2 separate regions of the Homo sapiens genome follow, and region 2 is linked to region 1. A link is a loop called in an ENCODE intact Hi-C map of the cell type or tissue named here. Cell type or tissue: HepG2. All regions are shown on one strand.

Region 1 (8,000 bases):
TTTGCCTCATCCACTGTCCCTTACCTATCTATGACTTTCATGATTTCTCACTCACGGTTCTCAATTCTGGATGGATATTAGAGTCCCTGGGAAATTTTTTTTTTAAGGAATGCCAAGTCCCAGATTTGATATCTGGAGTGGGGCTCAGGTTTAGCTATGTTTTGAAAATTCACCAAGTAATTCCAGTTTGCAGCCAGGGTTGAGACTCAGTTTGATGCTGATGGTGCCAAAATCTCTATCCCTGGCTCAGTTCTTTTCTGGAGCTCCAGATTTACAGATTCAGCTGCCTCTTAGATATCTGGACATGGATGTCTCACAGGCTCCCAAAAGAGTAAAGCTACCACCACTGGTCCCTTCTCAGGAAATGACCCCACCAGCCACATAGACAATCAAGCCAGAAACCAAGGAATCACCCATGTGCCTTCATCTTCCCCATTCCCTGCATCTAGTTAAATGCAAATCAATTGCTTCCTCCCAAGAAATTTGTGAGTCTTTTTCTACACTGCCCCATCTTGGTCCATTTTCTCTCCCCTGGACAGTATTAGAATCCTAACAGGAATCCATTTGATCTCCTCCAACACATTCACAAAGAAACTGGAATGACCTTTAATATACAAGCATCATGTTCCTCCCCTGAGTAAAGCTCTTCAATGGCTTGCCCTTAGAATAAGCCTCAAAATTATAAGTCTTCCAGGGCCTTGCCCACTTTTGCTTTGTGCCTTTCTTCTCCAGCATCACCCACAGTCCCCCTCCTTTTCATACTTAATGCTCCAGCAATCTTTGACCTTCATTCCTTTGAGCATGTTCTTCCAGTCACTCAGTCCTATCTCTTCATAGACGTTGTGCCCTCTTCCTGGAATGTTCCACCTTCCCTCCCATTCCCCTGGCCTAACTATAGTGCTACTAACCCATCATTCTCGGTTTAAGCTAACTTCAGTCCTTGGAGGGGGCTTCCCTTACTCTCTAGACTAGGACAGGTCCCCTGTTATAGATGCCAGAGCATCCTTACTGCTTCTTCTATAACATTCATCAAACATTTGCCTTCCTAGACTATAAACCCCAATGCATCTGTCACTGCTGCAGTCCAGCTTCTGAGTCTGTGCATTGTGACTGACTGAAGAAATGAATGAACCAGGTATTAAAAGATTAATTTCAACTTTGAGGGAAGTTTTTATGGTAATACTCTAGCCTCTGTACTTGGCCATGGCCTACACAAAATTCAAATAACAAATCTAAGATATAGAGGATGTCAACTGATTTTTAAAATGATACAAAATTGGAAGGAATGGCTGAAACATTCCTGTTTATCATGGGGCAAAATGCAAGGTTCTAAAACATAACAGTTGGCTGGAGTGATATGTCAGAACTTACATATTGAAATTTAAGAAAGATGAATATAAAATCCTACCTTTGTGTTCTAGTCATTGCACAAGTAAAGGCCCGGGGACACTTGTCTCAAACTCAACGGAAGGAGAGTCAGTAGCAAGTAACCTGCATTTGACCTAGTGATTAATTAATGTGGCTCCTAAAATTGCTGATGCCACCTTAGACTCCCTTAATGGATAAACGGGGCCCAACCAAGGCAGGTGCAGGTCTCACAGTCCTCTGCTCTAATCCAACCACTTCTGGAGCAATGTGCTTCTCTTATAGCAACATATTTTAACAGGATATGCTCAGGTGAGCTTGATCAGATAGTAAAAACTTAGGAGGCACAGCTTATGAAAAATTGCAGAAGAGCACGTTTACTCTATAAAGATGGAATTGTGGAGAACACTTTAGTTCTTTTTAAAAAGCAAAGGGCTGGACTGCAGAAAAGGGGTTATACTTACACACCAGCAAGCAGCACTGGGACCACATACTGGCAATGTCTAACATCCCTTCTCTGAGCATGTCCTTATCATTGACCTCTCTCATCTTCTAATTCTCTTTAACATCTGTTCTTTCTTGTCCCTTAGCCTTTCTCTAGTGTTCCAATTCATCCTCCCCCTTCATAGACCACAGATGCCTTCATCAGACACCTTAGTGATACTCAGCCCCTATGTTTCTGAGCCCTAAAATCTACCACTACATTTCTTACAGTTCAGTTTGTAACTATGGATGATTGCTTTGCTCCTGCTTCTGGCTTGTTGAGAATTGCTGGGGAAAGCCATGCCGATCGGCACCGTAACAGATCTGTGCAGTCCAGCACCATGGACCCACAGGCCTGCTCAGCATTCCATCATTCATCAAGGTCATTTCCTATCTCATTTCCATAAGGGCAGCTCTAAACCTTTCTCCACTTTTTAAGCCCCAAAGCGAATTCTAAAACTCTCACGCAGAGGAATGGTTTCCATAAATTTTCCCCTTCACAATCTGAAATTTTTATTATGTCTTCACTCTCACTTCTCCTTTTCTCCTTTCTCTGAATTCTTAGAAAAACAGAAGAACCTCCCTTCCATTCCACATGGGTTTTGATGACGTTTCTCTTATTTCCAGTGGAAGCTTGTTTCATAATTTATCTCCTCTCTTCCCCTCTTCTAATTCTTTCTCACTGCCATCTCCTTCCCTCTATCAGTGAACACGCTCAGCACTTTGGGGAGATTAATTGTGCAATGACTGTTTTAAGACAGATTGGAGAGAGGAGAAACCAAGCCAGAGAATCCCATTAGGAGGCCTTTTCCAGAGTCCAGGTGAAAGATAGGGGAACCTGTCTGGGTTAATGAAAGAAAGAATAGGGAGCAGGTAAGATTCAGAGAGAACGTTGTTACCAGAATGATGTGCTAGTTATTTATGACTTTGCCTTATTTTCCTTACTCTTTTGTCAGCTCGTTGGATGCAAAGATTGTGTGAGATTCATTTCACTTTCCCTCACAAAATGTGGCTTGAATGAGTGAATGGCTAGAATTCCCCCAAACCTTTGTGGAGAGGGTTGCCATCTGGAAGGTATATTTTTTTAAAAGGTAATAGTTGGTGGGATAGGGAAAGACATCTCCTTATAAGGAGGGAGGAAGAGAAGTGTAGGCCTTTGTTTCTCAAAGTGTGGTCCATTGCATTCATTTCCAGTTGCTGCTGTAACAAACTGCCACAACTTCAGCAGCTTAAAACAACACACATTGATTATCTTCTAGTTCTGGAGGTCAGAAGTCCGAATGGGTCTCATTGGGCTGAACTCAAGGTACTGGTTCTGGAGCCCTGGGGAGAATACTCTTCCTTGCATTTTCTAGCTGTTAGAAGCTGCCTGCATTCCTTGGTTCGTGGCCCCCTTTCATCTTCAAACCCGGAGAGGCTGGCCAAGCCTTTCTCTCATTGCATCACTGTCCCATTGACTCTCTTCCATCTCCATCAAATTATAAGGACCCTTGTGATTATACTGGACCCACTGAGATAATCCGGGATGATCTCCCCATTTGAAGGTCAGCTAATTAGCAACCTCAATTCCATCTGCAAATTCAGTTTGCCATGTAACCTAACATGTTAACAGGTTCCAGGGGATAAGGCCATGGACGTCTTTGAGGGGCCATTATTCTGCCCACCACATCCCTGGACAAGCAGCATTTACATCAGCTGGGAGCTGATTAGAAATGTAGAATTCAGGACCCACCCCAAGCCTCTGAATCAGAATCTTCATCCCAATCAGATCCCCAGGTGATCAGAATATATTTTAAAGTTTGAGAAGCCACAACTAGAATGTTTCTAAGATCCTCTCCACTTTTACTTCCCATAATTCTATAAAAACTGCATTTTTTTCCATCTTCAAATCTGCATTATTCTTTCTCTTCCTGGTTTCCTGCCAAAAAAAAAAAAAGTTAGTTTTGATTTGTACCCCTGGTGTTAATTCCCCAAAAGTCAGCCAAGTAGAACATGACAGCACCTCATGCATATTTTTTGCTGGCAGGAAGTAGATGTTAGAAAAGGCAATTAAATTATGGAATTATCCATGATGTGAAGGTACTGGTCTGCAAAGAGTATTTTCTTCCCCAAGAAAATTCATAGGAAAACTACCTCCATTACTGTGTAGATAATATTAGTGGCCCAGCAAGTGAAGCAAAGCATACACAGATGAGCTGTTTTTAAGGCATCTCTGAATGGCTCAGCATTTGAGAAATGTGACCAAAGCTGATTATAAAACTCCTTTCAAAGTTGCAGGAACGGCAAACCCATAAATAACTCCAGTTCCCATTGGTGTGAGGAGGAGGTTGCTGGCTGCTTGATTGCTGTCCTTATCATAGGGGATAAGGTTAAGCTCACCTCCAAGATTGCAAGCTTCTCAAGGAAAGAGCCAGCCATATGCTCTGCCTGGCACCCAGGAGGCACTCCATACATTTTGGGCTTGAATCCATTAAGCTTTTTAATAGTGTGTAATACTTAATTCTTAATTAGAGATGCACTTAAAAATGGATAAATAAAACTAGAATATGTCAGTAACCATCTTACTAGACTCCCTGCTTCCTTTTACTCATTCAGTGAGTCATCCCTTTTACAAACATTTATGAATCATCTACTGAATGCCACCCATTGTTCTAGACCCTGTGGATATAAAGATATGCTCCCTGTCAGTAGAGCAGGAAGTCACATAAGTAAATAATGGTGGCAATGTCAATGCTGGAAGAAGTGTGTGAGCAAAGGTCTCAGGCCTCTCTTCTCCCAGCTGTCATGTACATTCTAATGGGACTTATATTTAAAATCTTCCTTTTCTCACCTTTGCCAATCGGGATTATTTAGCTTTATTATTTTTATTTCCAGCCCCGGCTATTAATGTTGCCTCCAGGCACACCATACTTGCTCTAGAAAATGAAACCCTCTCAAACTAGCACAAGTTTAAAAAAAAAAAAAAAAAAGAGGTTATTATTATAAAGGTCTGGCAGCGTCTCATGAGACTTCAGGAAAAGTTAAAGGAGCAGGAAGGAGAGAAAGTGAGGCAGTTGCAAGTCCAGCCTCTCTTCATCTGCACTCCAGCTTCTCTCCCTTTGTGTTGAATAGCTCAGACCTTCAAGGCAGAGGGTCTAATTGTTTCACTTTGTCTTTTCTAGCCAGGCCACTTCCTGACCACTGTAATTCATTGTCACTGTGTTCTGATTGCTTCCTTCATAGCACTCACTTAGCACAAGTTGCAGTGATATATTTTAATTTCTGTGTTTATATCCGTTTCCCTCTCTAGTTTTGGCAGTGACCATATCTGTTTTGTTACTGCTGTATCCAGCCTCTAGTGCAGTGCCTGATCATAGTAGACATTTAGTAAATAATTAAATGAAAGAAGAAGAGGGGGTAAAACCATGTTAACCACCCTAAAGATAGACTTTCTCATTGTACCAGTTACACCATAGAGAAGGGAAAAGTGGGGACAGAGTCTTGGGTCCACTGACCCCTTAGCAAGTCTGTGGAGGTAGGAGGTTCTCTAAGAAGAAGGGTAGACAAGGTAGTCTCCCCCAAATACGTCTTGACCAACATTCAAGCCACATGGTCTTTCCACTTCAAAGCCACACCTGGAAGGACCCCTTAATGCAAATGCTCCCACTTTTTTCTTTTTAAAATCTATTGAGTAGCTAATATATGCCAAATTCTATATGAAACACTTTACAGGCATCATCCCTTTCCATTTTTACATAGGCTCTAGAAGATAATATCCTCATTTTACAGCTACAGAACCAAGTTTCAAAAATTTAAGTGGTTCACCCAAGGTCATAGAGCTAGCATGTAGCAGAAGCAAGATTAGAACATAGGTCTGTCTAACTCCAGCGCTCCTTCCATGACATTTGGCTCTCTATAAAGTACTCACCCTTACTCAGCAAAGTTAATTCCTTCTCTGTAGCACCACAGTACCCTGTTCATAAGGACAGTACAACACTTACTACCTACTTTTATTGTAGACATTTCTGGCTCCACTGCTAAACTGTGCCTCCTTACAGCAGAACTGTATCTAGTTTTTCTTTGTATCCTCAGCTCCTGTCATTTAATGGGGGCTCAACCAATGTCTGTCTGCTAAGCTGAGCCTTGGAAGGATAGACAGGCAGTTACTGTGCTTTTTCATATTTTTAAAACTCCACAAAATACCATGAGTACCTTATTCTACAGAATTAAAATTGTAAGAATGTAAAAATCTCATAAATATTCCTCCAGTCTCTGTTATTGAAATTTAAAGAACATATATATGTTCTCCCTACCCATATTATGCTTAATGACATCAATCAAGTGAGACCTGCCCACTGTTATCATGAGTGGTAGATGCAGAGTGCTGGGATGGTCCACACAAGATGGTGGAGTCTTCCTTTGACTCAGAGCAGCCGCCTGGTGTAGCTATAAGTTGGCATTCTCTCACTCAACAAATATGTATTAAATACCTACTACATGCACCGTATTAGTCGCTTGTGAATGGGCATGGTGATTATCCAAAAATGGCCAAGATGAGGATTCTGCCCTCACGTTGCCTACCATCTGGGAGACACGACACACACACAAATACTGGAGCTATAAAGGAAAAGGGGCTAAGACACTTGCTGACCAAGGGCTGCAGGAGTTGAGGCAAAGGTGACCTCTGGCAGGGGGTATGGAGAAGGATTTCATGGAACACATGGCATTTCACCTGGAATGTGCAATTCAGACATATCTTGGAAAAGCCCGGCCTGGGGGTGGGGGTTCAAAACTGGGCATGGGGAGCTTGTCTGTGAAGGGGTAAAGTCAGAGACATTTAGAAAGCAAGTTGGAGCCCAATTGTTGCTGGCGTTGAATGCCAGGTTGCAGATAATGAACTTTATTCTTAAGTTCTTAAGGAAGAGGGTAAAATGGTCACGAATATACTCCAGGAAGAGCAGCTGCCTGGGACTGAATTGCAGGGGAGAGACTGGAAGCAGAGAGAACAGTTATTTTATGTTTATTTGATAATGCCGGGTCTTTGCTGATCACACAGCTGTGTGGGTGGATTGAAAACTTTGGTCAGAGCCACTTTGGAAACTCAGACATAGTTTAAGTGACTCATCAGGAAGCCAAGAAGAATTTCTAAGGGTCATCACAGACAGGCTCAAAAGATGCACAGTATGAATGAGGAAATCTGTTAACGGCTCTTAACCAGACAGCTCAGGTGCAGAGAAGGCAAGTTAGTTTGGGAAACTGAAACCAAACAACGTCCATGAAAGTCACACTGCCTCACTGCCCAGTTAGTGCAAGCAAAAGGCCAGCAGGGCGGGCCTGAGGCGCCATGGGGCAGAGCCTGCGGAGTCAGATAGGGAAGCCCCAGAGAGAGGAGAGGATCATGACTAAAACACTCAAGAGGGGGCATCAAAACATCATGCTGTTTCTAGATAGCACATGGACTTTGCCAAACCAGAGTGAAATTAGCAGAAGCAAAATACGGGAACATAATTTTGGGAAGGTAAAGCAGTTGCTAAATGAACCGCTAACTAGCCATCTTGACTGTCACCCAACAGCGGCCGCCTGGTGGGACCACTTTGTTTATGGCATGAGAGTCCTTTAGCGGGGCAGTCAAGTGCAGCTTCAAACGGTGGCTTAGGTGTTAGCCTGGGCTGTGGCAATGAAGTAAAAGGCTGTGTGAAGCTGCGCCAGAAACAGCCTCTGCAAAACAGCCGCTGCGGGCGTGAATTTTATGAGTTCTCCGTATGCAAACTACTATTAGTCACGCATTGATTGATCCATTCCTTCCAGGAGCATCCGTCCTCAGAAGCTTGGTTTCCAACTGCAAAGGCAAGCCTTTCAGCACAACCTCACTATAACTCTTCCTTGGTCATCCATGCCTTATATTTAAAGCTCTGCATAATGAGGGCTTTTTTTTTTAGATTAAGATGCTTAAACCCTTTTTGATACCACTGAATTATGAGGAGTGACACAGTGAGGTTCCTTTATTTTTATGTGCACATGTGAGTTCACACAATTTCTCCATCTTTCTCAAAGACATTTCCATAGGAAAATAAACATAGTGAATTTATAAATAACAGGCTGAGAAACAATGCCGCTGTCTCCACATTCGCCAAGCCAAGTGATTAAAGCAGAAACAGAGGTTGGCCCAGAAA
Region 2 (8,000 bases), 350 kb before region 1:
GAATCAGCTACTGAACCTGTACGAATATAAACCATCTGGAATGAATCAGCAATCTTAGCTAAAAGTGAATTAATTCTTAAGACTTCTTCTCTCCAACCCTCTAGCAGACAGTCTGTCTTAAGCCCTGAAAATGGACTTGACCTTATTAGAAACCCATTTGGAAAGCTACAGAATATCCTCCCAGATGGTAAGTCAATACAGAAATAAGTTTTAACACTTTTCATAGGTGTCAGGAAAAGCTGTTTGCTTAAACCCTTACTTACATAGTTTTCTATTTATGAACATCTTTGTCTCCTGTACTGATGTTAGAATGACAGCTTCATCTGAACATTAGTTAGCTTGGGGGTGCACACATGTCTATGTAAAGGTATCACCCATCATGTTTTAAAAGAATATGGCTTACTTGCTCTCATTTTAGCTGATCTGTATTTCCTCCCAATACCACCTATTTTAGGGTGGAAATACAAGTTTGTAATTTTTTCTCTTCACATAATTTTGCTGCTGGTGGGCTGCCATTGTCAGTAGCTGCCATCCTCAATCTCTGAAGGTACAGTAAGATTAGTGGTTACAACCCAGAGGAGGGCTTTTAGTACTTTCTATATCAAATTCTGTCAATGCTTAACCATTTGTGTCACCAAGAGACAGATATTTATTGTTCCTGCCATTCAGGAAGAAATGTTAAGATCTTGGCCGTGAGCCTTTGGAAACAACAGCCAGTGGGGTTTTGCTTCAGAGGGCACCGGGGGAAATTGCTTGGTGAGCTTCCCTGGTGCATTTGAACTTTGCCAACAGTAAACTGGAGGTGGGGTTTCTGTTTCCTGGCATATGTTCCTATTCCTTTTTAGTTTAGTTTTATTTTATTTATTTATTTTTGAGGCAAGGGAAGAGGGAGGATATTCTGCTCTCTTGTTCCTATCAGGAAGGAATTTTTCTCACCTCTTCTTTGTAAATACAAATCTGGGCTAGTTACTATGGTGTCAGACAGCCAGAGAATTTAATCTATAACAGGTTTAGCAATAATCCTATTAAATGGTCTTCTGTGTTCTTTGAAATTTCGATTAGCGAGGGAAGTGCCCATGTTGAAAGCCATACGGTCTTGCATGAAAGGAATTATGCTCCTAGCTGCAGTTGGCCCATAGGATCATGGTATTTTTTTTTTTTTGAGCCCTATCCCATGATGATTTCTCCTCACCTACCAGTCCTCCCTATTTGAGAGTTTTTAAAACTTTGCAAAAAGTGAAAATGCTTTGTGGTTAACTGTGAGGGTAAATCAATTAGTTCTGGATCAGAGTAAAAAGACAATTATCTCGTTGGTTTTCTGTGTAGCAAACACTTCATAGTCAGAGACCTTGTCTGTCTTGTTGATGACTGAATCACTGCCTCCTAAGATGGCAGCTGGCACATTGCAGGCATTTAATAAATATTTGCTGAATGAATGGATGACTGAATGACAATTATTTGGCTAAACTCGAGACATTGACTATAAAGCACTAAACATGATCACTTATATTCTTTATCATGATCATGTGTGAAGAGGAGAGGCTAACATAAATGTTTTTCAAAGCTTTGGAGTGATAAAATGATAGTTCATTATCCAAGCAAAACAGATCCATCTATATAGGAATATCATATCCAAATTTGGCAAAGCCAAACTGCATGATAAAGTCCAATAATCCATATGTGAACCCATCTTTGTGGTTCTTCTAAAGTAACCAAAGGATTTTTGCATTGTTACATTGCTCTGCTATTCCATAAAATCAAAGTGGGAAGGCAGGGGCACATGGCCTCAAGAATCCTTTGTTTTCTGCAGCTGAGGTAAGGATTATTATCACGTCTGCTGGTTTCCAGTTAGACTTTACATGTTCAGGGTTGTACTCTTTTCACTATGACTTCAAAATCCAATGATAAAGAATTGAGTAGCATTTGATTCTGTGCTGGTTAACATAGGTCTTCCCAACTATAAAGAGGTTTCAGATAAAGACGTCAAAGTAAGAACTCATCTCTACAAAGGCAATTTGGAAGAGAAGGTGACATGCTTGACCCTTCCCACATTTTATTATAGTCTTACCACATTTTAATTTTCCTCCCCATCCTTTACTTGTTTCCATTATTATCTCTTTTTCAGCTTTTCTTTCCCTGGCCTTCTTTTCTCCTCTCAGTTTCCTTCTTTCTTTTTTAAAATATATTTTTTAAAAGAACTTGTATTTGCTTTATCTGTGTAATTTTCAGTCAGCGGTGTTTATTTATTGTTTTCTACCTACAAAGACCTTAAAAAATTATTGCCCTTCCTGAATACCATGTTCAAAGAGATTTTTGTCTATTAAGTTTCACTTAAGTAAACATTCATGACTTCCTCCTGCCCCTTTAAAAATTCATCAAAGTTTATATAACTGCCTATCAAAGCTTCTGATTAGTATGACGTAGTCAATGTCAATGTTGAAAATCTATCTACATAAAGGCACTTGAACGTTGGTCTTTTAGGTAACTTTAAGCCTGTATCTTGGTGATCTTGCTGACTAGTAACCAGGCAATGACAAACTCTTCCTAGTTGGATCTACTTTTAACTCAGAAAGAATGAACAAAAAGAAAAGGAGGAGGTCATAGCTTAAAAAACAAGACAGTCATGACTGAGTTGTTAAAAAATAAAACCTAGATTTATATTACTATGCTTAAATCATTTAACATAATAACTTCATTTTATTGCAAATATGATGCTACCCAGTGACCTTATATCCTTTAATGACGACAAAGGGATGATAGTGTTTTCCCTCAGGGAACTAGAAAAAAAAAACAACCAAACAAAAAATGCACTTAAAAGTTTGTCCTATAGAGACCCTATTAGAGACTTTTAGAAGCTTGTAGACATTGAATTAGAAAAGATCTGGAAATTGTAAATTGTCTTTCCTTCGTACTGTCTTTTTAAGCTGATGTATTGCAATGTGTACTATTGTTTCATAATCATTAGAGGACTTTTCTGAATTAAGTTGCCAGAGCCAGAATGTATTTCTGGGCAATTAAAAACATTGTCTTTCACATTTTGCTGGCTACATCACTGAGAGGCTAAGTGACCTTATAAACACCTTACATTTTCCACCAAATTTAGCACATTAATAGGAGAAAATTCCGACTTATCTTGCACAAATATAGGGGAAATTTAGTGCATGAAGCAATTCCAAACAGAATTATATTAATTGAATAGTATGTTATTCTAGTTTACTTGAGTACAAAGGGTAGCAGGAAGCGAGGGACGGAATATAACCCAACTAATTCTGTTAGTACAGAGTATTAGTTTGACTCAGTTACTCTCAGTAATGAGGATTCATGATAAGGATACATGATAAGGAATATGATCTTTTTTAGCAAGCCATAATACTCCTTGTTCTAGACCTTCCAAAATGGAAAAATATACCACATAATGCTGCCTGGCATTATGAGACCTAACTTCACTTCATAATTAGTATTTATAGTCCCCAAAGAAAAGACTTGATAGGGATCCCTTACCTTGTCTCACGTAGAACCACCCTTTGGACAAACTTCCCAGGTCAGGCTGTTTGAGAGGTGGTTGTTCTCTCTCAGTGGAGCTGATGAGTGTATGCTTTTGGTTTATCCACTAATTTTTGGTTGCATTGTTGTGGTCTGAATGGCAGGGCTGGTTTCACCCAACATATAAACACTAGATACGTGAGCTTAATGCTGGAAAATATCTCTTGAATCTGCATTCTTTTTCCCTACCAAGAAAGAGTGACAACCGGAGATCATCTAGAAACTTTATGGCTTATCCCATAAATGTGTGGGCTGAAATAAGGTTAGATACTTTTCCTAAATTATCTGGTTCAGTCAGTCAAAGTTGTTGGTACTTAACCTCCAAAATAGAGATAACTGTGGCTTAATAGACTGTCTCAGTAGGAGAAAAGTTCTACATTTTATTTTCAAAATGATTATCAATAGACTTACCTGTCATGTTTGAATTGTAAATGCAGATTAAAATAAGGCTCACTTTATGGGAGCACCACTCTCATGGAGAGAAGGAGTGGCAAGGGAACATCACTCTCTCCAACTGGACCATCCAGGTGGACACTGGGATTCATAAAGGAAACAACTCAACCCATAGAGAATGGAGAGGAGCAAGAGAGGACAACCGCCCACCTGGGAGTGGCACAGAGCCTCCACTGCACTGACACAGAGAGCTCCGTGGAGTTTGGGCAGAGCCACTTGCTCAGACCATTGCAGAGTTCTGGGAGCCTTGAATCCCCAAGCATCCTGGCACCAGTGACTGCATCTCTAGCAATGGGGGAGGCCAGGCTGCCTTGCATGCCCCCAGGACAGGGATCGAATCCCATGGGGCTGAGCAGCAGATGGTCTGCGGGCCTCATCTGTGCTGCACCTTGCTTGGTGGGGCCCACTGGCCTAGGAACCTAGTGCAGCCACCCCAGCCCCGCCTGGGCTGTCGGGCCAGGAGTAGCTCTGCACTTCCCTGGCATGGAGCTCCTGGAGGGAGCAGGCAGGCCGCCATTTTTGCTGCTTTGCAGCCCTCATTCCTGTTGCCCTTGGGCCAGGGAGGGAGCACAGTGATTAGGGACAACGTGGACCCCCAGAAGAGGGCAGCAGACTTGCAGGAAAGCGGCCAGACTATTTTCCAGGTGGGTTCCCACCCCTCGATACTCCTCACTGAGCAGGGCCTCCAGACCTGAGACTCCAGGCACTCGCAGCCTGGGCTCTCGGGTAGTGGCTACTTCCCTGGGACGGAGCTCCCGGAGGGAGCATATAGGCCAACATTTTTGTTGTTTGGCATCCCTCATCCCTCGCTCCTGTTGCCTTCGGTCTAGGGAGGGAGCACACTGATTAGGAACTAACATGTGCCCCCAGCACAGTGCAGCTGCCTTACAGAAAAGGAGTCAGAGTGTTTTCCACACAGGTCCCCGCCCCCACCACTCCTCACTGGGCAGTGCCTCTAGACCTGGGACTTCAGCACAACCACCCTGCCTCCACCTGAATACTTCAGTTGGTGGTGGCTCTGCCTTTCCTTGGGGAGAAAATCCCAGAGAGAACCCACAGCCCCTCTGCCATTGCAGCTGCAGTGGTACCACTCTTAATGCCCTTGGGCTACGGAGGGAACAAAGGGCCTGAGGGATTTACTCGCACTTCTGGCATACCACAGTCTCCATACCGAGAGGAGCCTCGTCTCTACTCCTTGTGAGCGCTTGACCTCCTGCTCTTCACTAAGCGGCGGGGCCCCAGCCCCTGCCAGCAGTGCAGCCACCCCATCCACTGGCTGAACCCTCCCAGTAGCAGTAGAACCCCTGCAAGATACTGAACAAGAAGACCATCCCCAAGACACACAGTCATCAGATTATCCAAAGTCAACACCAAGGAAAAAATGTTAAAGGCAGCTAGAGAGAAGGGATAATTCATCTACAAAGGGAACCCCGTCAAGCTAACAGCAAACCTTTCAACAGAAACCCTATAAGCTAGAAGAGATTGGGGGCCTATATTCAGCATTCTCCATTGAGGTGGAGTTCCCAGAGGCAACTGAAAGCCCCTCTGCCACTGCTGCTGCAGTGGTACTGCCCTTGCTGCCCTCAAACTGGGGAAGGAACAAAGACCCTAAATGCTTTACTCACACCTCCAGCAAGTCACAGCCTCCCTAAGGAGAAGAGGCTAGTCTGTCTTCCCCATGAGTCCCCCACATCCTCTGCCTGTCAACAGGCAGAGTCCCCCAGCTTGGGCCCACAACAGACTCCCCAGCCCCCAGGAATATCACACTGATTGGCAGCAGCTCTGCATATCTCTGGGGTGAAGAGACAAGTGAAAGGCCCTCTGCCATAGCCACTGCCAAGGTCTCTTCCCCTGATGCTTCCAAGGTTGGGAGGGAACATAAAGCCTGAGTTCACTGCAGGACAGCGGTGTGCAGCCTGGGACTGCTAAGCCAAGATCTGCAGCCAGCATTCTAGTGGGGAAAGCTCACACTTTCAGACCACTGAGAGGAAGTGTGGCTGCAATTGTGAGGAAATACAGAGAAGACACGTGGCTGGGCAAGAAACTACGTATTAGCCATTACACATAAGTGCCATTTACTAGATTACAGCTCAAACTTCAACACCAAAAATACTTTGCTAACATACTCCCCTGTGAAACTAAGGACAATAATTCAGCTGCAAATAAAGACCCCACACAAAGCCGCAGCTCTCTGAAAACATCCCAAAAAGAAGCCAACTGACTATTCTCAAATTATTCCACAGTTAAAGGAACATCGGCCCACACAGATGAGAAAGAATCAGTGCAAGAACTCTGGCAACTCAAAAAAAAACAGAGTGTCTTCTTTCCTCCAAAGGACCATACCAGTTCCCCAGCAAGCATTCTTAACCAGGATGAAATGGCTGAAATGACAAATATAATTCAGAATATGGACAGGAACAAAGATCATTGAGTTTCAGAAGAAAGTCAAAACCCCACCCAAGTAATCTAAGGCTTACAATACAACGATACAGGAGTCACAAGGCAAAATGACTATCATAAGAAGACCCAAACTGATCTGATAGAGCTGGAAAAAACACTACAAGAATTTCATAATACAATCACAAGTATTAATGACAGAATAGACCAAGCTGAGGAAAGACTCTCAGAGTTCAAAGACTGGATCTCTGAACTAACTCAATAAGACAAAAATAAAGAAAAAAATAATAAAAAAGAATGAACAAAGCCTCCGAGACATATGGGATTATGTAAAGAGACAAAATGTACAACTCATTGGCATCTCTGAAAGAGAGAGGGAGAAAGCAAGCAACTTGGAAAAGATATCTCAGGATATCATTCAAAATTCCCCCAAACTCATTAGAGAGGCTGGCATTCAAATTCAAGAATGTAAAGAACCCCTGCAAGATACTGCTCAAGAAGACCATCCCTAAGACACACAGTCATCAGATTATCCAAAGTCAAAACAAAGGAAAAAATGTTAAAGGCAGCTGGAGAGAAGGGACAGTTCATCTACAAAGGGAACCCCATCAAGCTAACAGCAAACCTTTCAGTAGAAACCCTACAAGCCAGAAGAGATTAGCGGCCTATATTCAGCATTCTTGAAGGAAAGAAATTCCAACCAAGAATCTCATATCCAGCCAAACTAAGCTTCATAAGCAAACAAGAAATAAGATCCTTTTCAGACAAGCAAATGCTAAGGGAGTTTGTTACCAGCAGACCTGCCTTACAAGAGGTCCTGTAGGGAATGCTAAATATGGAAAGGAAAGACTGTTACTGGCCACTACAAAAACATACTTAACTACATAGACCATTGACACTACAAAGCAACCACACAAACAAGTCTTCATAATAAGCAGCTAACAACATGATGATAGGATCAAATCCACACATATCAATACTAGCCTTGAATGTAAATGGGCTAAATTCTCCATTTAAAAGGCATAGAGTGTCAAGTTGGATAAAGAAGCAAGACCCAATAGTACGCTCTCTTCAAGAGACCTATCTCACATGCAATGATACTCATAGCCTCAAAATAAAGAAATGGAGAAAAATCTACCAAGCAAATGGAAAAGAGAAAAAAGTAGGGGTTACTATTCTAATTTCAGACAAAACAGACTTTAAATCAACAAAGATCAAAAAAGACAAAGAAGGGAATTAGATAATGGTAAAAGGTTCAATTAAACAGGAAGACTTAACTATCCTAAATATATATGCCCCTAACACAGGAGCACCCAGATTCATAAACCAAGTTCTTTGACATCTATGAAGGAACTTGGATAATGCTGGTATTATCCAAGGGATTTATGAAGGGACACAATAATGCTGGTAGACTTCAGCACCGTCACTGACAGTAATAGACAGATTATTGAGGCAGAAATCTAAAAAATATATTCAGGACCTAAACTTGACACTTGACCAAGTATACCTAATAGACATCTACAGAACTCTCTGCCCCAAAACAACAGAATATACATTTCCCTCATTTGCACATGGCACATACTCTAAAATCAACTACACAGTAGGAC

What was found. Hi-C counts contacts between places; a loop is a spot of excess contacts. Peaks named below come from ENCODE experiments on the same cell type or tissue, not always from the same donor. Only the 100,000 strongest peaks of a DNase experiment are listed, where the experiment ranks them.
Region 2: a loop joins it to region 1, with 2.0 times the contacts of the local background. A loop is called at or near these places in 1 of 110 quality-filtered maps.

Annotation. Positions count from the first base shown.
Region 1 is chr2:200,401,611-200,409,610 of GRCh38, forward strand. All of the region lies in intron 3 of SPATS2L (spermatogenesis associated serine rich 2 like), which reads left to right. It overlaps LOC101927741 (a long non-coding RNA gene), which reads right to left. Exons shown (of 7, transcript XR_007088047.1): 7 at 1-3,766. Among named protein-coding and RNA genes, the nearest start is that of SPATS2L, 99 kb to the left of the region's middle. RefSeq lists an enhancer at 3,750-4,949. In HepG2, no CTCF peak of the experiment used is centred here; DNase peaks (open chromatin) are centred at 4,121, 4,521, 4,991 and 6,991; H3K4me3 peaks cover 894 bases.
Region 2 is chr2:200,050,394-200,058,393 of GRCh38, forward strand. The region is part of intron 1 of LOC124906112 (a long non-coding RNA gene); the gene reads right to left. Among named protein-coding and RNA genes, the nearest start is that of MAIP1, 99 kb to the left of the region's middle. RefSeq lists an enhancer at 4,253-5,173. In HepG2, a CTCF peak has its summit at 4,604 (motif pointing right); a DNase peak (open chromatin) is centred at 4,588.